5 separate regions of the Mus musculus genome follow, and all the other regions are linked to region 3. Evidence: chromatin loops called from intact Hi-C (ENCODE). Cell type or tissue: left cerebral cortex. All regions are shown on one strand.

Region 1 (4,000 bases), 180 kb after region 3:
ATGTGGTTGCTGGGATTTGAACTTCAGACCTTCAGAAGAGCAGTCGGGTGCTCTTACCCACTGAGCCATCTCACCAGCCCTGTTTGGTTTTTTTTTGTTTTTTTGTTTTTTTGTTTTTTTGTTTTTATACCTTTCTCAATTACTGATGTTTCAAGCTGGTAAAGAGTTTATACGTGGTTACTGGAGTTGTGAGTAAATGGCCTGATTAGCTGTTTGTTCTGTATATGATAAACTCCCGTTTCTCTAATGTGTCTAGCAATGAGTCTATTCTGGCCAATTCAAAGGCCAAAAAAATCTTATATTAGCACATGTCAAGGTGCAACTACTGGTGGAGATAGGAGCTGATGAGTAACTAGAGTTCATAAGGACTTAACTAGCTGAACTGATTCCCTCCACCAACAGCACCACACTTACAGCCCCACTGAAAGTCATTCTGTGTGTGTGTAGGTGCATATGTGTGTGTGTTTGTATTCCTCTGTGTGTGTGTGTGTGTGTGTGTGTTTGTGTGTGTGTGTAGGTGCACATGTGTGTGAAAAACAAGGTCAGTCTCAGCTGTTATTCCCCAGGAGCCATGCACCTCTCTTTTTAAGACAGGCACTCTCATTGAGACCCGGACCTTGATGGCTAGGCTAAGCTGGCTGCCCAGAGAGCTACCTGTTCTCACCTCCCCAGTGCTGAGGTGACAAATGCACAATACCATGCTCATGTGGCTGCTGGGGACTGGACTCATGTCCTTATGCCTGAGCTGTAAGCACTTTGCTGACTGAGTCATCCTCACAGCTCTGAAACCCTGTTTTATATAAAATTATCTTCCATTTGATTTGGTGGCACCTGCCAGAAAATTCCATATAATCTTTAACACTTCATACTTATAGAGCTTGAACTTAGTCAGGCATACAAAAAAGCCTGTGGGGCAGCAAAACACACACACCAACACACACACCAGAGAGAGAAAGAGGTCTTATCTGTGTGTATTTTATTCTTCAGAAGTTAAATGAGTTTCTAACTGAACTTGTGTTGAGGACTCCTTTGAAATTCATCCAGGTGGGGAGCTTCGTGGAGACTTACAACACATCTTTGGGTCACCAGCTTCACCCTTAGACTGTCATGAGGTCTGACACTAACAGCCACAATGTCAGAGTCTTCCTGGATGGAGCTAAAAGTATGCCAAGGACCACATGCTTGCAACTCCTTTCAGCTACACCCATCCTCTTTACAGTTTATTAAAATCATTCCACGGGGCCAGAGAACTAGCTCGGTTAAGGCTGGAGAGTTGGCTCAGTGCTTGACATCTGGGGAGCTGGCTCAGTGGTGAAAAGCACTGGCTGACCTTACAAAGGAGAGGATTCAAGCTCAGTTCCCAGCAGGCTTGCCATCATCTGCAACTTCGGTTCTAGAGGATCCAGTGCCTTCCTCTGCCCTTTTCTGACATACAAATACACGCAGGCAAAGTAGCTATACACATAACATTAAATGAATCTCTTTAAAGCAAACAAAAATGTTCCACAGAGACAATTTCAAGTCCTCTATAGTAAGTAAAGGAAGAAAACAAAACCCCCATTTGCCTAACTAGGTGTCAGAACCTGGCAAAACAGGGCATTTTCCAGAGGCAGCCTAGCACTCTATTGTGCCCCAAGATGGGTGTGGTTTTGTAAGCTGATTTCAGTCCTGGCCTGTGTGCAGAGCGGCTGCACTGGAACCGGAGACAAGGACAGCATTCCTCAAACCAGCCTACAGCGGGGAAAATACTTTCAACATGCAGAGACCTGTTAAATTATTCTTATTGAATTGTTTAAAATATTGCTGTGTGATATTTGTTGTATTTAGAATGGGAAGCATGAAAACTAAATGCACAATAAATAGCAAAGCATTTATTGCTACAGTGTAGCAAAATTAAAGGCCAGTTTCTAGATTCTCAGCAGCAGGTGCTCAGAAGTTAGCAGGCAACTCCCGTCCACTCATTAGTGAGGCTCTGCTGCCCTCATGTGGTGAAATTACTTCTCTGCCAGAACCTGTGATTGTCCTAGAGAGCATCTTTTGTCTTCCTCTCAGGCTGAACTCATCCCTCAAGCAAATTTTTCTGCCTCAGCTTTCTATGAAGTTATAGGGATGAGACACTAGACATTACATATATCTTAGAGAGAGTGTCTTTAAAAGTATTATTAGGGTGGTTGAGTGGATGGATGGAAGGATGAATGGAGACATGGATGGCTCCATGGATAAAACACTCTTCAAGCATGAGGGCCTGAGTTTGAAACCCCAGCTCACATAAAAAGCCAGGCATGGGCTGGAGAGATGGCTCAGTGGTTAGAGCACTCACTGCTCTTCCAAAGGTCCTGAGTTCAATTCCCAGCAGCCACATGGTGGCTAACAACCACCTGTAATGCAATCTGACATCCTTTTCTAGAGTGTCTGAAGACAGCTACAGTGTACTCACATATAATTAAAATAAATAAATCTTAAAAAAAAAAAAAAAGAAAAAAAATCCAGGCATGGCTGCATATGGCTGTACCTTCAGAACTGGGAGGAAGAGCCAGGCTAGACCAATGAGCTTCCAGTTTAGTGAGAGACTCGGTCTCAAAAGCAATTCAGCAGAGAATGATAGAGGAAGATATGCTATTCTGGTTAGTTTTGGTCAGCTTGACATAAACTTGGGTCCACTGGAAAGAGGGAATCTCAAATGAAGAACTGTCTCTATCAGATTTTCTGTGGGCATCTCTATGGGACAGCTTCTTGGGGCAGCCTATTATGGGTGGTGCTATCTCATGGTAGATGGTCCTGGGTTGTATAAGAAAGCAGGCTAAGCCACGATGAGCAAGACAGTGAGCAGCCTTTCCCCATGGCTTCTGTTTCAGTTCCTGGCCTGAGTTCTTGCTATATCTTTTTTCAAGAATGGGTGGTAATTTGAAAGCCAAATAAACCCTTTCCTCTCCAAGTTGCTTTCAGCCAATGTTTTATCACAGTAACAGAAAGCAAGCTAGGTCTCCTGCTGTGGCCTCCAGATGGTGAACCTCACACTCACACTCACACTCACACTCACAGGTGTGCTGCACACATACAAGAAGGTGAGGGAGGGAGAGGGAGCTCACTCAATCATGTGCACATTCATTTTTAAAAAAGGGTTTATTTTTATTTTCACTTATGTGTGTGTGTGTGGGTATGTGTACATGCTCTGTGGGTGTTTGCAGAGCTCACAGATCACCTGGAGCTGGAGTTACAGCTGATTGTGAGCCTCCCGATGTGGGTGCCAGGGCCTCAGGAAGAACAGGAAGTGCTCTTAACTCCTGAGCCACAGATGCATTCATTCTGTAAGTACTAAGATTGACTTATCTTTCCAAGCACCGGACCAAGCAAGGGGTGGAAGTGACATTTGATGTAAGGGTGTGAAAGATGCATTGCTACTGAGTAGGCAAAGGCTCCAGTGTGACCTTCTCAGCTCACTTATAGCCCGGAGAACACGGGGTGGTCACTGGGCAGTGTGTGATGAAGGACTTCCTGAGTGTGCATCTTCGTCTAGAGAGACACGTGTGTGTCTGGCTAACCAGATTTACCCCAATCTACTGGACTGAGAGAAGGAATAAGTGCAATACATACAAACTTTGGATGAGCTATGTCCATCTAAAGATGGTGTCTACGGAAAATCTTAGGCTGAGACAGCAGAAGAGAGTAGATAGAACCTTTCCTGGCTCACTGAAAACCAAAATAGAATGTTTTAGCACACTCCACGCCTATGTGTATCTTCTATTTTCATATGTGTGTGCCCGTAAGTGTGTGTGCATGTGTGCATTTGAATACATGTGTGCTCCTGCACATGGAGACCACGTGTCAGTCTCCACCTTACTTACTGAGACAGGGTTGCTCACCGAGCTGTCTGGTTTGTCTAGACTGGCTGGCTAGCAAGCTCCAGGGATCCTCCTGTCCCCACTTCCCCACTTCTGGGGTTATAGTTACTGACACCAGGTGGTGACACCTGGCTTTCTACATGTATACAGAGGATCAG
Region 2 (4,000 bases), 180 kb after region 3:
CATCAAGACCAATAGCTAGACTCGTCTGAATTCCAGCTCCCCCATCTGTTTGTTGCTAGGTGATAGCTGTTTCACTGGGTGATAGCTTTGGGCTCTGGATCACAATATCCCAAAGCATGGTGTTTATGGGTGCTGAGTACTTCGAACTAAAGCCATTGGAAAGCCTCAGACACAGCTCCAAGTAAAGGCTGCTCTGACTGTCTCCCATCCTCCTGCTAAAAGTGGATGGCAGAAACAAGAAGTTACAGGAACTGCAAACCAAGCCGTAAAACCCATTCCTTCTCCTTCGAGGATCCTCATTCCAGACAACCCTGCCCCAACCCCAGGCAGAGCCGATCTGAACAGACAGGCTGGGTCCCTGTATGAGTGTCACTCTGGCCCCGTTGTCTGATCACATTTCCAGAGTTACCTTGCTGAACCTAAATGAAGAGGGACTTTCCCCTAAATTTTTGGGTCTTTATTTCTGAAGGCTTCTGTGATTTCTATTGGATTCTGTGAAATTGATTTGCTAGGCTTTGGTTTTGTTTTTTGTTTTTTTTTTTTTGTTGTTGTTGTTGGTTTTTGCTTTTGTTTTTTTGTTTTGTTTTGGTTTTTTTTTTTTTTTTTTTTTTTTTTTGTGATTGGCTCCTTCTATGTCTCGTGGCCTGGCTTAGAATTTCCTATGCAGCCTTTACTGGCTTCAAACTAAAGCCCTGTCTTACCCTCACTATGCACGGATGACACCCTGTTAAGTTCAGCCTGCCTTGTTACTAAAGAGGAAAATCATGAGAATGTGAGGGCAGACGGCTTAGCAAAAGCTTGCACCTTCTTGCACCTTCCTTAGGCCAGTAAAGTGGACTACTAAAGTTGACCCATGTCCTTGAAAACAGATCTACTTCACAGGTGACAACTGAGTGGTGACCTCCCTTGCATTTTAAACCTTGGAGGTTGGGCCGAGGATGAGCATTATCTAGGAATAGTTGAGCAGAAAGGTAGTCACAGTCTCCCGTATCCCCTGCCCTAAGACAGCGGAGATGGCCCTGCCTGCTTTGTTCCCTCCTAGCTGAGCCTTCCTCAAGTCCAAGCAGAACAACCGGTCTCAGCATCTTTCAATCAGGAGGGATTAAAAACTCATGTACAGTCTACTGGAGGTGCCCTACACCTTTAGTTCCAGCAATTATAGCAGAGGCTGGCAGTATTCTATGAGGCTAACCTGACCTTCAAAATGAGTTCTAGGTCAGCCAAGATCCTGACTCAAAAAAAAAAAAAAAAAAAAAAAAAAAAAGAAAACCAAACCAAAAACAACCCTCCCAAACCAACTAAAACAACCAACCAACCAAAAGACAAAAAACCCCATCCTCAGCCTGACTACAAACGGTGAGCTTTAACTGAAGTCAGCAGAGATGTGCTTTCCAGATGCTCCAGACAGAAGCTGATCCCTGTTAGAGGATGCAGACTGCTCTTCATTTCCTACTCAGAGTCACCATGATCTCTGAGGCAGTAGCTATGCACGTGCAAGTCCTTCAAATAAAACACATGGAAGAAAAACAGAAAACTGTCCCTGAAGATAGGAACGAATGACTGAAAATCTATCTGTACGTGGACTTGAGCATCTTCCTGACCTGTTTGTGTTGTTTGGTGCCCCCTAGTGGGCTGTGGTAAGCCTGCCTTGAAAAATCAGTCTGCAGCCTTAGACTCTGAGGGCACCAGAATCTCTCAGAGGGACTAGGACAGGGGAAGACACAACACAGCATGTCTGTTAGCATTGTTTAAGAAAAAGAAAACACAGCCGAAGAGCCCCTCGCGGAAACACCATGGTCCACCTCACAACCTTTTTCTGCAAAACTTACCATGGAGGCCACCCAAACCATATGCCTTGCTTTGGGTGGCTGTACCAACTGGCCTTTTTACCGCATTGCGGCTGTTCACAACAGGTGTCCCGGGGATGGCCGTTTCGGGGAGCAGTTGGCCTCCTAAGATCCACTGCCCAACAACAACGGAGAAAAACTTCATACCCTCACCCTGGACCGGATCTGGCATTGGATTGGCTGTGGGACTCACCTGTCTGAGCCTATGGAGAATCTTCGGGGTCTTTCTGGCTTTTCCCCCCTTACATCCGATGATGTTCACTGTTGCTGAGAGACCACAGAGGAAGAGAGCATTCGAAGTCCTCTTAGCGTCTCAGAAAGCAGAATTGGAGCCCAACAAGACAGAAGCAAGCCGACTTCAGCGAATACAGCGCTGGCTGCGAGGTCAAAGGGCCTGTAAAACGTGTACATAGAGTTTTGTGTTGGGTTTGAAGATCAATGAGTGGAGTTTTTCTTAAAAAAAAAGAAAGAAAAGAAAAGAGATGGGAAGAATAAAAGGAGACAAGAAAAAGGAGCTACAGAGCCCGTTTTAGTGGGCAGCTAAGGCTGAAAGGCACAGTTGAAGGGAGTTCTTTCAGGATTTGCTGGGTGTGATAGCACAGGCTGTGACCTGGGAAGTGCAGACAGGAGGGTCAGGAGGTCAAGGGCACACAGGCTCTGTGTGAGTTAGAGAACTTCCACGATTACATGCAATCCTGTCTTCAAAAATAATTACGAATGAATGGATCCTCTTTACTAGACTCTCTTCACAAATATCACAAATACCAAGCGCTGGGAGAGGAGGTGACAAGAAGACCCAGTCCCCTGTGTCCCCATCCTCAGGTGAATTATGGATGTTAAATAAACATATTTGGAGGAGTTCACTTTTTTTAAAAAAGATTTGTTTATTATTATATGTAAGTACACTGTAGCTGTCTTTAGACACACCAGAAGAGGGCGTCAGATCTCATTAGGGATGGCTGTGAGCCACCATGTGGTTGCTGGGATTTGAACTCAGGACCTTTGTAAGAGCAGTCAGTGCTCTTAACTGCTGAGCCATCTCACCAGCCCAGGAGTTCATTTTTTAAAAGCATTAACATCTATCATCTATCTGTCTGTCATCTGTGTATATGGAGGTCATAGGGGAGGCAATTCGTGAAAGTCAGCTCTCTCCTCCCACCATGTGGGTTCCAGGGACTGAACTCAGGTCCTCAGGCTCCGTGCCAAGCACCTTACTGGCTAAGCCATTGACCCATCTCAGAGTTCAGCTTTAAAATGAGTACCGAGTGAGTTGTGTTCGCTAAGACTGGGCTGGTATTCTATAACAGCTGACTAATTACTCCAGTCCCTGTTGCCTTAGGAGAAGAGGACCATGGAGCTGGAGGCAAGCTGTTCTGATGGGACACTTGTGTCCTGCCAGAGAGAACTTGGAAATCCCTGAATTGCTGACGACATTACACTGCTAAGTACACTGGGATAGCATAAAAAAAATCATGAAAATAGTAAAGTGTGGACTCTAAGGACAGTAAAATGTGAGGGAGGCCAGGGAGGGAGGCCAGGAGAGGCACGGACAAACCATGGAATACCATAATGAGCAAAAAGGTGTGTGTCTGGGAGCTAGGGAGGTGGCTCTGCCAGTAAAGATGCTTCCTGTGAGATCACCGACAGCCTGGGTTTCAGAGTCCAGCACTGATGTAAAAAGCCAGGCATGGCGGTGTGCACCTGTGACCGCCGTGCTGGGGAAGAGGAGACCGGTGGAATCCTGGAACTTGCTGGCCAACCAGTTTGGACAATCAGTGAGTTCAGTGAGAGACCCTGTCTCAAAGAGATAAGATGGAGAGCAACTGAGGAAGATATCTGATGTCAACCCCTGGCCTTCTCCTTCCACCATGCACACACACAATATTTTAAAAGATCCTTTTACATTTTAGTGTGTGTGTGTGTGTGTGTGTGTGTGTGTGTGTGTGTCCGTGTCCCCAGAAAAGGTCATTAGATCCCCTGGAGCTAAAGTTACCAGACTCAAGTCCTCTGAACGTGGGTCCTCTGCAAGAGTAGCACCCACTCTTGACCTGGTGTTGTTTTGTTTCTTATCGCACAGATGGGCAGAGGTGGATAATTAGTGATAATGTATAGCGATTCTTCTGTCTTCCTGAGCAAGTTCACGGGGAAGTTTG
Region 3 (4,000 bases):
TCGAACTTGGGTCACTATGCTTGGGAAGCAAGCACTTTACTGACTGAGCCTTCTCTCTAATCCTGTCTCTCTTCTGCCTGTTTGAAACTGGGGCTTACTATGTAGCCCTGCCTGACCTCAAGCTTGCTCAGACTCTGCCTCTGCCTCCAGAATGCCAGGATTACAGACATGAGCCACCATGTGTGGCTAGTTTGTCTTCTTATTTACAAACCAGAAGCCAATAAATCCTACCTCCCAGGGGTTTGGGGGTGATCACCATGCACCCGTTGAGGATTCTCATGGGTCCAGGGGCTGTTGGAATCTGGTTAGTTCTCACCAGATAGTCACCACAACCCTATTTTACAGGTGAGAAAACTGAGGCACAGAGAACTTGCTTGGACCGCTGACCCTAAGTCACCCACTCAGAAAGTGAGAAGGCCAGAATAGAGCAGGTGATTTGAGCCAGCTAGCTAGCATAGTACCTGACACTCAGTGAGCCCCCATCTGAGAGCTGGCCTGCACCATCTGTCACTCCAAACGTCCATCTGCAGACACAGGCCTGCCAGTGGGGAGAGGCCAGGGAAGTCCAAGAGAGCAGAGAACCTTCTGGACCTTGGCAAGCCAGGCAAGAGACAAACAAGAATGAAAACATCTGCTATGACTATTTCCAACCGTAGCCACTGCGGGAAGAGGGGAAGGGTTATGAGGTGAGTGGGTCAGGGAGGCTTCCAGAAGCTTGCCACACAAAGGTGCCAGTCTTGCAGCAGTATGAGAATGTCTTGGCAAGAGAGACAGGCCCATAGAGGCGGAGCCCCAAAGGGGGAGCATGCGCAGTACGTACGTAAGGCAGGCAGCGGCTAAGAGATCCGCTAAGCCTTTGAATTTTCTTCTGTGAGCCATAAGAAGCCACTCGAGACTTTCAAGTTCAAGTTGGCATCTTACTTGAGCTAAGCGGGGAAAACAATATGATAATCCGACTCTCGGATTTTGAGTAGGACAGTTAGTTCCTCCGTGGACCCTCAACTGAGGCGAAGTAGCTCAAGGCCTTTGTCTCTCGGGTCATAGCTGCATGGGGTTTTGCTGTTGCTGTGACTGGGTCTCCGGTAGTCCATGCTGGCTTTGAATCCCTATACAGCCAAGGATTACCTGGAACTTCTGATCCTCTCGCCTCTACCTCCGTAGAGTGGGAATGGGCATACACTACACCACCACATCCATTCTACTTGGATCTCGGAGTTAAGCCCAGGGCTTCGTGAATGCTAGGCCTGTACGCTTGCCAACTAAGCTACACCGCACGAACCTTAACCTTTAAACTTACGGGGGCCTCTTTGCTTCCCTGCAGATGCAGGCTTCCTAGTGGGAGGCACCTGTGCCCACTCTGGCCCGGGCAGATCAGAAAATAGGTATCGGGCAGGAGTGTGGTAGATAGCCTGAGAAGGAGAGGTGTCGAGCCACTCTTCTCTCTGAGAGAAATGCGTACTTTACGTAAACTCAGACGGGGCCACACCAGGGAACCATCAAGGTGAATCCATTCCTGTGACTGTCCTGACCCTGGACCCCAGTTTCCTGAAGAGCAGTCTGTGAGGGCTGCCTCTGCGTGAGCTGTGACGTGTGCCTCTGGGCTTGAAAAAGAAAGAAATTTGAATTTACTGGAGAGAGATCACTCCAAGAGCAGGTTTGGGCTTAACAGAGAACCCCCTGACAGTTTCCAGGTAATGACGATTCTTTTTTTTTTTTTTTTAAGAGCCACCAAGATGGCTCAGCAGGGAAAGAAGCCTGCACCAAGCCTGACAACCTGCATTCAATTAGTGAGACTCACACGGTAGAAGGAAAAACCTACTCCTGAAAGTTGTCTTTTGAGCACCTGTCTTGGAAAGGGCTGGGCTGCAGCCTGTCTGCAACTTAGAGCAGTGCAGCCATCCCCCTCTGCTGGTGAAATTGGGGTAGCACAGGCTCCTTGTTGCAATGGTGACCTCCCCTGAGTGTGTGCCCTCTGTCAATCAGGGGACTGCCCTGCCCCTCCTGTGACCAGGTGCTACAGACTGTCAGTTCTGCTAGCACCCACCTGGGAAGTAATAAGAGCACTTAAGAGGCAGAGGCAGGAGGATCTCATGTTCAAGGCCAGCCTGGGAGAGAGGGGCTAGGAAGATAGCGTGGGAGGTAAAGAGCTTGCTGTACTACTATGAGGACCCGAGTTTGCTACCTCGGCATCTGTGTAAGACTAGAGGTGAAAGCGTGGTCTGTAATGCTAGTACCCCTACAGCAGGCAGGAGAATCCCTGGAAGCCTGCAGGTGGGCTAGCCTCGATTTCACACTGAAGAACAAGAAGGGGCTGGAGAGATGCCTTGGTGGTTAAAATGGAGAGATAGCCCAGCGGTTAAGAATATGTGCTGCTTTTGCAAAGCAACTGCGTTTGGTTCCCAACACTTGCAACCACTATGTCTCCAACTTCAGGGCATCTGACACACTTTTCTGGCCTCCACAGGCACCCGAGTAAAAAATAAATCTTATAGCAAACAAAAAGGCACTGGGTGTTGTGGCACATGCTCTCCAAGCAAGTGCGTCTCTGCGAGCGCCGAGACGAGCGCCAAGACGTCCTGTGGTGGTTTGAATGAGATAGCCAGAGCAAGTCTTGAGCATTTAAATTATTTGATCTCCAGTTGGTGGCTGTCTGGGGAGGCTTAGGAGACATGGGCTTGCTAGAGGAAGTATGCCGCTGAGGACAGGCTTTGAGGCTTTAAAAGACTCTCGGCTTTTGCCACTTCCAGTTCTCTCTGCCTCCTGCTTTGAGGAGACAGTGAGCTCTCAGCTGTCCCTGGTGCCATGCCTTGGCTCCACCATCATGAATGCTAACCTTCTAAAGCTGAAAGCCCATTTAAGTTGCTCTCTTTTATAAGTTGCCTTGGTCATAGTGGTTTTCCCACAGCAATAGAAACCAATATACATAGCAAGACCTTGTCTAAAACAACAAACAAAAGGGGAGTCCCTGCCTCAAACAACATGGAAGGTGGAGACCTCCAACCTCCACACACGCACTGTGGCACGCATACACCGCCTCTCAAGCTCGCGCCTCCCATTGTGCCTGCCTTAGCAGCAGGGCAGAGAGCTTAAAGAATAGGTCCCGGTGCTCGGGTTTCTGGCATCAGCTGACTAGAGTCCTTTTTACAAGGTTAGGCGTGGAGGCGAACCTGCCCCTCCCATTCGATCTAGTCTGCCCCAGGCTGAAATGCTGTATTGCTCTTAGTTCTCTGAGCCGTGCTGTAATTGGGAAATAGAGCAGAAGATAATGTGGAGAAGGCAGGCATCCTGGCAGGACGCTGCTGGTCTAGCAGGGCCTGGGGAATGTGTATCCCTCCCCCCCTGCAGCATCTTCCGAATCCTTCTTCTGTCACTGTTTCTAGATTCTATCAGCCAGTCTTGGACCTCTGTGCCCTTCACCCTTCCATGGGGAGGCCACTAGACCTCCATCACTTCCACGAGCTCCTTCCCGACAGAGCAGAGTTTCCAGGGATCTGGAAGGACCTGGGGACTTGGAGGAAGTGAAGTCCCAGGTTCTAGTCTTAGCTCCACCATTTCCTTACAATGTGACCTTGAGCAGATCCCCTCACCCTTTGGAGCCTCAGTTCTTCTATCCCTAAAGTTAGGGAGATGACACCTCCCTCAAGGGGATGATTAGACCAAATAAGGTGTGTAAGCTTGTTTGCAAACCTTACATGCAAGATGGCTGGTGGGGTAATGAAGTTATGTTCTCCAAGCACCTTGACTTTGAACTCTGCCTCTCTCCTGTGACCTTGGGCAAGTCCTGTGTAAAACAGCAAAGGGGGGGGGGAGGTAGAAAGAAGGCTCAGGACTTCACAGTGCTCTCCAGCACATCAGACGGCTCACGGTTGCCTGTGACTCCAGCTCTCCAACTTCAAGGCATCAGATGCCTTCTTTTGACTTCTATGGGTACCTTCATTCACAACACACACCAAAAAAAGTGCATATATATATATATATATATATATATATATATATATAT
Region 4 (4,000 bases), 80 kb before region 3:
AAAAAACAGAACAGAACAGAACAGAATATCTATGTGCAGAGATGAACATGGGGCAGTGTTTGTAGTTGCCAAAACTGAAACAACTTATTTAACAACAGGGCAACATTGAGGGTTATTATAGCTGCTTAGAGAAAAGAATATTATGAACCCCCAAAAAGAAGAGTCTGAGGTGGGCATGGTGGTGCATAGCTCTGTTCAGGGTCATCCTTGCTTAAACGGTGACTTTGAAGATGGCCTGCCATCTTGTCTTAACAAACAAGAGAGATTTGGAAAAAAACAAAAACCTGTAGTGAGTGGAGGATGCATCTACAATGTTGCATCCTTATATCACACAGTATTGATTTCAACCCTGACAACTGTAACAAAGCCACTGTCCAGTTGGTTCACCAGACAGGCGCTTTCAGCCAAGCCTGGGGAGGCGTCTGGGATGGAAACCACAGAATGCAAGGAGTTGACCTCTGACCTCCAAGATGTGAGTTCTTGCAGGATCCACACCCCCAAGAAATGAACAATAAAACCTTACCAAAAAACCTTAAAAAACAAGTTGTAGAAGGAAACCTCAACTCGCTCTCATTTCCAGGCTTTGGTGTTTTTGTCTTTTTTGTTTGTTTGTTTGTTTTTGTTTTGTTCCTTTGTGGTTTTTCCGAATTTTACCACATTTTCTACGATAAGCAGACAAACTTTCAACCTATAGAAAACAAATTTGGTTAACCAAAATATCCTTGTTGAAATCAGATGCCAGCCAGTAAACGGCAGGGCTGGGACCGAAAGCCAGGCCTGACTCCAAACTGCCACACCCCACACCCCAGTGACAAGAGTTGAGTGTCCAATGGAGACTCCCAGGCCCACCCCACTGGCGGGCAGAGGATCTGAACAGTGGGCAGCGTTTTCTACACCATCCAGTCTAGAGCAGGCTCAGCTGGCCCTCCCTTCCTCTGCAAGGGCGTCCACTCTCTCCCCAGGCCTAAGGCCAACCAACGACACCATCTCCAAAGACCCTGTCTCCAGAAGGTCCAGTGACACTGTTGTGGGTACCAGGGCAGAACTGTGTGCCTGTGCCAAAGGAGCTCTGCTGCCCGCATTGGCTTCAGCTCCACAGCACAGACCAATCACCCTCGGCCATCTGCCTGATTCTCCGGCCTCAGTCCCTGTCAGTGACAGAAAGGCCTGCGGCCAGCCCTGCGCCCTCCTCTGCTATCAGAACAACCTTCGAGCACTGTGGGGAAGGAAGCTACCCACCAAACAGAATGTCAGCTCTGCCCAGGACCTGGCACGCAGACACAGGGCAGACTCCATCAGGTGACTCACTCCTGGTGACTTCAGGCCTGCGATCTCCTCCCCTGGCCTGCAGGGGGCGGGGTGAGAGTGTCACGATCCAACCTGCCCACTGAGCAATAAAGGTGTTGGTGGAGGACAGCTGGTACCCCATCTTCTGCAGCTCCCACCTCTACGGGGCCAGAGAAGGCTCTGGAGGCAGGTGGATTTCCCACATGAGCAACCAGAGGGACCTAGAGAAGGAGTGGGCTCAGCTGAGGGAAACCTGCCTGTTTATTATAAAGCCATCAGAATACTAGAAGAGGCAGCTCTCATTCCCCCAAGCCTCTGTTGCTGAGGTGACCCATGGGGACATGGCCCCTTCTGCCACTTAGTAATGTACTCTTCTTCCCTACCCTGTCTGTCATCTTCAGTTTTGTTAGATAAACACCGACTGAGCGGGCTTTGTACAGAGTGCCTGCTTCAGGGGAAAAAAATATCCTTGCAGCAGATTTGCCCAGTTGCAGGAAGAGCCACAGCCTGGTTCCAGAATTAGAAACCTTGAAGTTTTTTGCTTTGAAAATTCTAGAGCTTTCTTACAGAATCTTCAGAGACCCCAGCAGTGTATGGGTAATTTGGAGAGCGCCAGCGGATTCAAGACCAGCTACTGGCCTGCCAAATCCCCGCATGCTCATGTGTGAAGATGCAAGGTCTGCATGTGGGGAGATGCTCCTAAGCCCTTCTGTCTGGTTCTTTCCCTCGGTTTGCAGTATCTGCAGGGACCTTTCAGGTTCTCATGGAAAACAGCAATAGTGGGACATCAATCCGTGCTCTGCACAAGGCTTTCCGACTCTGGAGTTGTAGTTCCAAGATATGTCCACCAGAGGGCGCACCGGCCACATTCTTCTGGATTTGGCGGCACCGGTCACCAGCACAAGAGCTAGGCTAGCACAGCTTCAAGGACTGTAGATCTGGAAGCGGGGGAATCAACTGAGATGTTGAGACAGAGAAGTTAGACTGTAAAAATTCTAACATAACTGAACCACACCTGTTGTATGGAAAGTTCTTGCACTAAAACAATTGCTCACTGTTCCCGTCTTTGAAATTCAAATATAACGAAACAGCCCGTGTTTTTATTTGATTACCTGGTAAGTGTACACTGAAGCCTGCTACAGACACAAGAAGGATACAATAAAAAGATAAATAAAAGTATTCCTCACAAATAATAACCGATATTTGTAAATGGCATTAAATTTAAAATTATTACAGAGACAAGAGAGACTGCTCTATCTTGATAAAAGGTCAATCTATCAGAAGATTTAATGACCGTATAAATGCAGGACAGCGGACCCCCCCCCCAATATAGGTAAATATTGACAAAAACCCAAGACATATCTACAATAGTTAAGAATAGTGATGTCTCATCATCAATAGCACATGGACCAGCTAAATGGAAGGTCAGTACAGAGACAGAGGTCTAAACAGCACTCACTCAACAGCAACTCAACTCGTGGTAAGCGTTCCATCAACGAAATTTTATCTCCATTGTGAGGTATTAATTAATTAATAAATTAAGAGGAGAGAAACCAATTTGACTGTAACTCGTGGAGGTGGGACCTTTGGGGGAAGATAAAGTTAATGGAGTCCTATAGCCAGAGGGAGCATTTGTCCGACGGTTGAATGGACGTGGCTATATAAAAAAAGGAACGGAGCTCTGAATTAGGACATGAAGGTCCTCTCACTGGGTGATGTCCTGCAGTGCTTTGTGACTGGTATGGCCCTCACCAGATACCACCAGGCTCTGAACTTCTCAGTGCTCCAATTTCTGAGCCAGATAAACCTTTTCTGTTCATAAACTACCCAGTCTGTAGTATTCTGTTACGGCAACAGCAAACAGACGATAAACCAGAAGTCCAGCTCCTCCCCATGCACACACAGGCAGTCTCCAGCGCAGGCCGTGTGCTAGGCAGCAAGACAAAGCTCGGGACATTTTAACAATTGAAACCATCCAAAAGCACATGTCTTTTTTACCACAATGAACTAGAACAAAAAAACAACATAAGAAAAAACAGGAGAATTCACAAATATATGGAAATTTAAACAATGCGTTCTTACATAACCGATGTGTTAATGAAAAAAAATCACTAGTGAAATGGGGCGGGGGAGGGAGTAAAATTCTGGAAACAAAACAAAAGCATAGAATAGTAAGACTTGCAGGATCCAGCAGGCCCTGTCCTCAGAGAGAGAGGCACTCACGGCCATCCGGGCCTGCATCCGCAGCCTCTCTCTCTGCAACCCTAAGCTACTACAAAGTGAGGTACTGACTAAAGTCAGAGGAATAGGGACGGAATGGCACAAACTAGAACAGAGATAAACAAATCAGGCAGGAAAAGCACCAGAGAAAACCCAGGAGCCCAAAGGCTGGTTCTCTGAGACCCAGTCACAGGACTGGCACACACGTAGTGAGAATGACCAAGGAGTAAGATGCACTGCTCCCCTGCTCTCACTGGACGTATGGCTAGTGGATTTGCCTATCCTAGCCTGCTTTGGGGGTCCCCCCTCCACCTCCAGCGCATTAGGATTGTAGGCCAGTTACCATTCCTATCCAGCTTTTACACGGGGGCTGGGAAACGGAACCCTGGTCCTCAAATGTGTGTGGCCAGTGCTTCGCCCTCTGAGCCATCTTCCCAGCCCTCTCTTTCTGAATTTTTACTTTTTACTTTTGGTTTGTTTGATTTGTTGATTT
Region 5 (4,000 bases), 130 kb after region 3:
GCATTTTACCGGTTCCCTGGATGATCTGGTAATATAGGTCATGTATGGGCCTTGGTCAACTACAGAACCTGCATTCTCTCCTGTCCACAGACTACCTTGGGAGGCTGACTCTGAGTCCTAAGTGATCCATCCACAGAACAGAGAGGTTGGCTATCTTTAAGGAACTTCAGGCAGGGTTAGGTGAGTGGCTCTAGGCAGTATTACTAGCATGGCTACATCCCAACACTGAGGTCCTGTCTATTCTATCCTGAGATTGTTTTTTCTTTCTACAGAAAGGCTAATGAAAAAACTACTTATATAAGACACCTAAATAACCACTAAGAATGGCTCCTGCTTGTCTTCTCATTACCGGAAACATCTAACAGTGCATACTGAATATTCCAAACCAGGGTCAGGCTCCCCCTTAAAATGCCTACCCACTCCACTTGTCTGTTTCACCTAACGCTCCACCAGGAAGCTATGCTTTGTTTCTGTGCCCTCAACACCAACAAACCCAAACCCACCCTCTTGCTAATAGGTGGCCTCACTCCAAAACTGGAGGAGAAAAAGTCCTTTCCCGTGGTGCTTCAGGGCAGTACAGAGGCTGAGTCTAACGGAGTTAGAATCCCAGTTCTGTACCGACCGGCGGTGATCTGGAGCTCTGACTCAATTTCCTTGCATTTAGTATAAGAATAACAACAGTACTTAACATAGTGCCCTTGTGAGGCTAAATTAACTGATGTCTGTAATCCACTTAGCAACATGCCAGACACAGTAAGGAGTTATGTGAGCATCTGCTATTATTGCTGGAGTTGTTATTTTAAACCTCCAAGGGGCCCTAAATTATTCCTCCCCACTCCCCAGTATCTGCGACTATATCAAGCACCTGCGAAGGGCCAACTCAAGCCAATAGTGACTTATTGATAAAAACAGAACTGTCCAGTCTTACAGGACACATGTACAAAACGTTGGATGTAGACTAAGGTAATCTGTCCCAGACCACAGGTTGGCAGGATCCTACCTCCTTGTAGCTGGTGAACTCAAGCCAGGGTCTGTGTGGCTTCAGAAGCCAGCCTCACCATGGAACCTTCAGATCAAAAACAAGCCTCAGCAGCTGCCAGTCACAAGAGTCAACTGATCACCCCATACCAAGGCCACATTCAGTTCTCTGCCCCCAATCCCCGCTTGGCTTGCATAAATTGGAGCAAACCGCCAGGCCACTCTCCTGAACCCAATTAGGCAGTAAGTCAACCTGGACGGAAAAAAAAAAATGCAACGCATTCCAGAGGTCAAAGTAGACTCCCGGCTCCGATAGCAGCCTTTGCCCGACACTTCCATGGAAGTTAGTCTCTACATGCAGACACCAGCCTACAGCCTGCGATGTGCCTAGCACACGCTTGAGTCCCACATCGGGGCCTGCATTAGGAACAAACTGCCCGAGTCTGAAGGCAATACAAAAGGACAGTTTACTTTTTTTTTTAAAGAAAAATCCTATTTCTCTTTCGGTTTAAGGTAGCGTTTACTATGTAGTTACCTACCTTCCCCGCCAAAACAAAAATGGGGGGCGGGGTGGGAGGCGCGGGGTGAGGAACTGGATAAAGAGCGAGAGAGCTCCCTCAGCCTGCAGAGTGCTGCGACACCCACCTGAAACTCGACCAACCTTTCTAGAGAGCCCAGCCCCGGAGGGCGTTTCCCCAGCGCATCCAACAACTCGTCCCTCCCGGGTAGAAGGCTGACGCCCTCGGCATTACAGAGGGCCACCAGATTAAAGAGCCTGAGCCCCTCCCGCCCTCTAGTTTCACCCCCACCCCCATACACCACCCAATCATTTCCGCTGAAGGCGCAAACACCAGCGCAATCGTTTCGCCTTCAAGGCCACCTTTCACTACGTGCCGAGCGCAGCAGGAGCCACGGCGGAAAGCCGAACGGGGGGGGGGGGGCAGGGAGTTGGGGCGGGGGCCGCTGGATAAGATAGACCGTCACCTTTTCGGGGCTACTACAGCTTCGGGATCCTTGGACCCTGGGTGGGAGCCCCTATAAGGCCGAATGCGAAAATGGGGTGGGGGTGTCCCAGGGGCCAGCTCCTCCAGCAGCCACCTCGCTAGAGGGCGGCCGTCGGGGCGATGGCGCAAGCTTCTCACCACCCCCACCCCCCAAGCGCGACAACAGCCACGGTGACAAAATGGCAGCTCGGCGCCCGACTGGCGAGCCACCGGCACACAGCCGGGGACTGCTGCCCCTGCACCCTAAGAATGCCAGGGCACCCTGGGGATAGGTCTCCCAATGGCCTAGTAGTGCAAATGGCGAGAGCAGACGGGCCTGTAGATCCTAGGAGGTCGAGGGTCCCCGGCACGCCGCGCCCTCTCCAGACCAGATCCTCAGGCCCGCGCCGAGGTTCGACTGTGCCTGTGTGCTCTCAGGCCCCCACCGCTGGGCGCCACGGTCCCCGCGGAGCCCGGTCCGCGGCCGCCGTGGGGGAGGGGTGGGCCTCCGGCGCCCCGGGAAACATGGCTGCTCGTCCTAGTACGGCGGCGTCGCGGCCACCAGTCCCCGAGATGCGACTTGGGAGAGAGGTTGCAGAAGGTGGGTGCGTGGGGGGGACTCTGGGGAGGGAGGTTCCCCGGAACGATCTGTTTTCCAAAAACGTTTATTTGAAAAAAGCAAAAACCCAGCAAAACAACAACAAAAAGCCAGTTCCTCCTCCCCCACCCCTTTTGTCCCTCTTTCGAGAGCTTTCTGCCCTCCCCTCCCCCATGCGCAGCAAGTGCCCCCTCCCCCGCCACCCGCGCGCCCCACCCCGCCATAAGCCCGGAGGCCGGCGAGTGGGCAGCAGACTCACGGCGAGGGGGCGAAGCGTGAGAAATCGCGCCCAGCCCAGAGCGCCCGCCCCTCCCCCAGCGCACACACTCGGGGAAGTTTAAAGAGCCGGTTCGACCCGCTTTCCGTTTCGCTCCGGGTCAGCTAGTACTGTGGACCGCTCGGTCGGGTCCGGCGCTGCTGCGCACCTACTCGCCGGGACCCTGAAGCCCCCCAACTACATATAGGGGTCTTCCGGGAAAGTACGCGGGAAGTCGCGTTCGGCCCCCTCCCCCCAGCACCACACCCAGTCCCTTCCACCCCCCGGGATCGGGCACCCTGGCTGGGTCGGGACGCCACCGGGCGAACCAGGCAGCCCCCGCGGCAAGTCCTGGTGCTAGGGGTGCCCCCTCCTTCCGCCCTGCGCGCCATAAGGCTGTAGCACGTCTCCAGTGCACAGCTGCGTGAGGATGGGCGGTCGGCAGAAAGGAGCTTGTTTTCAAAAGTCTTACTCAGGTTTAGAAGGAGGAATTAGGAGAAAAGAGGAAATGAGGCCTGCCTTTGTCAGGATTCGAGGGGTCAAGTGGCTGGAGGGGCGACAGGTCAGCACAACGTGCTACGCGAGCCCCCAACTCGCCCGAGCCCCAGACCCTCAGGCTAGACCCGAGATCTTTCCCGCCCGCGAGCTCCTGCTCCCTACTACCGAGCCTAGAGGGGAAGTTGGCTAGGGTTTCCACCGCAGACCCTAAGGTCTCTCGAATGGGTCAACTCGCAGACAACACGAGTGCGTGAAAGCGAGAGGGAGACAAAAATAAACAGTAGCTTTCGAGTCACCCACCAACCCTCACTTCCCCTTGCAGTGGGCTCGCGCCCAGCCTCCCTGTTCCCACCGGTGTAAGTTTCCTCCTGCCATACTCCCGCCGCTGCCCAATCCATAACGGCTACGGCCAGACGAACTGCCCATCCCAGAGCTGCGTGCCTGCCGTGCCCGCAAGAATGTAGACTGGGTCGGTCCCCACAGCGGCACTAGCTCTGGGCAGCTCGGGTTCTGATAAAGTTTCTCGTGCCCATTTATTAACCAAGCGCCGAATGGCTGCCAGGGAGCCCACCCCAGGAGAAGCAAGGACCGGGAAGGTGGGGTGTCTGCTGCCGATGAGGCGTCAGGGTGCCAAGGCTGGCATCTGGGGAGGGAGCCGGGGGCCAGAACGGGACGCAGCCTCCGGGC

What was found. Peaks named below come from ENCODE experiments on the same cell type or tissue, not always from the same donor. Only the 100,000 strongest peaks of a DNase experiment are listed, where the experiment ranks them.
Region 1: a loop joins it to region 3, with 3 times the contacts of the local background. A loop is called at or near these places in 23 of 42 quality-filtered maps.
Region 2: it touches region 3 in a loop (4-fold over the local background); 24 of 42 quality-filtered maps call a loop at or near these places.
Region 4: a loop joins it to region 3, with 7 times the contacts of the local background. A loop is called at or near these places in 39 of 42 quality-filtered maps.
Region 5: it touches region 3 in a loop (2.5-fold over the local background); 2 of 42 quality-filtered maps call a loop at or near these places.

Annotation. Positions count from the first base shown.
Region 1 is chr9:62,285,133-62,289,132 of GRCm38, reverse strand. No RefSeq gene overlaps it. Among named protein-coding and RNA genes, the nearest start is that of Spesp1, 5.0 kb to the right of the region's middle. In left cerebral cortex, a CTCF peak has its summit at 1,985 (motif pointing left); DNase peaks (open chromatin) are centred at 1,980, 3,169 and 3,961; H3K27ac peaks cover 1,209 bases.
Region 2 is chr9:62,292,827-62,296,826 of GRCm38, reverse strand. It overlaps the pseudogene Gm51258. Among named protein-coding and RNA genes, the nearest start is that of Spesp1, 13 kb to the right of the region's middle. In left cerebral cortex, a CTCF peak has its summit at 1,621 (motif pointing left); DNase peaks (open chromatin) are centred at 51 and 1,624.
Region 3 is chr9:62,468,508-62,472,507 of GRCm38, reverse strand. The region is part of intron 2 of Coro2b (coronin, actin binding protein, 2B); the gene reads left to right. Among named protein-coding and RNA genes, the nearest start is that of Gm40523, 55 kb to the right of the region's middle. In left cerebral cortex, a CTCF peak has its summit at 1,908 (motif pointing left); DNase peaks (open chromatin) are centred at 1,902 and 3,183; H3K27ac peaks cover 1,906 bases.
Region 4 is chr9:62,548,156-62,552,155 of GRCm38, reverse strand. No RefSeq gene overlaps it. Among named protein-coding and RNA genes, the nearest start is that of Gm39352, 8.9 kb to the right of the region's middle. In left cerebral cortex, CTCF peaks have their summits at 1,337 (motif pointing right) and 2,129 (motif pointing right); DNase peaks (open chromatin) are centred at 1,391 and 2,141; H3K27ac peaks cover 930 bases.
Region 5 is chr9:62,342,511-62,346,510 of GRCm38, reverse strand. The region is part of intron 1 of Anp32a (acidic (leucine-rich) nuclear phosphoprotein 32 family, member A); the gene reads right to left. It overlaps Gm20346 (predicted gene, 20346), which reads left to right and starts at 1,864. Exons shown (of 2, transcript NM_001378702.1): 1 at 1,864-2,562. The coding sequence starts at 2,103. In left cerebral cortex, a CTCF peak has its summit at 1,508; DNase peaks (open chromatin) are centred at 2,825, 3,245, 3,618, 3,939 and 3 more places; H3K4me3 peaks cover 4,000 bases; H3K27ac peaks cover 3,745 bases.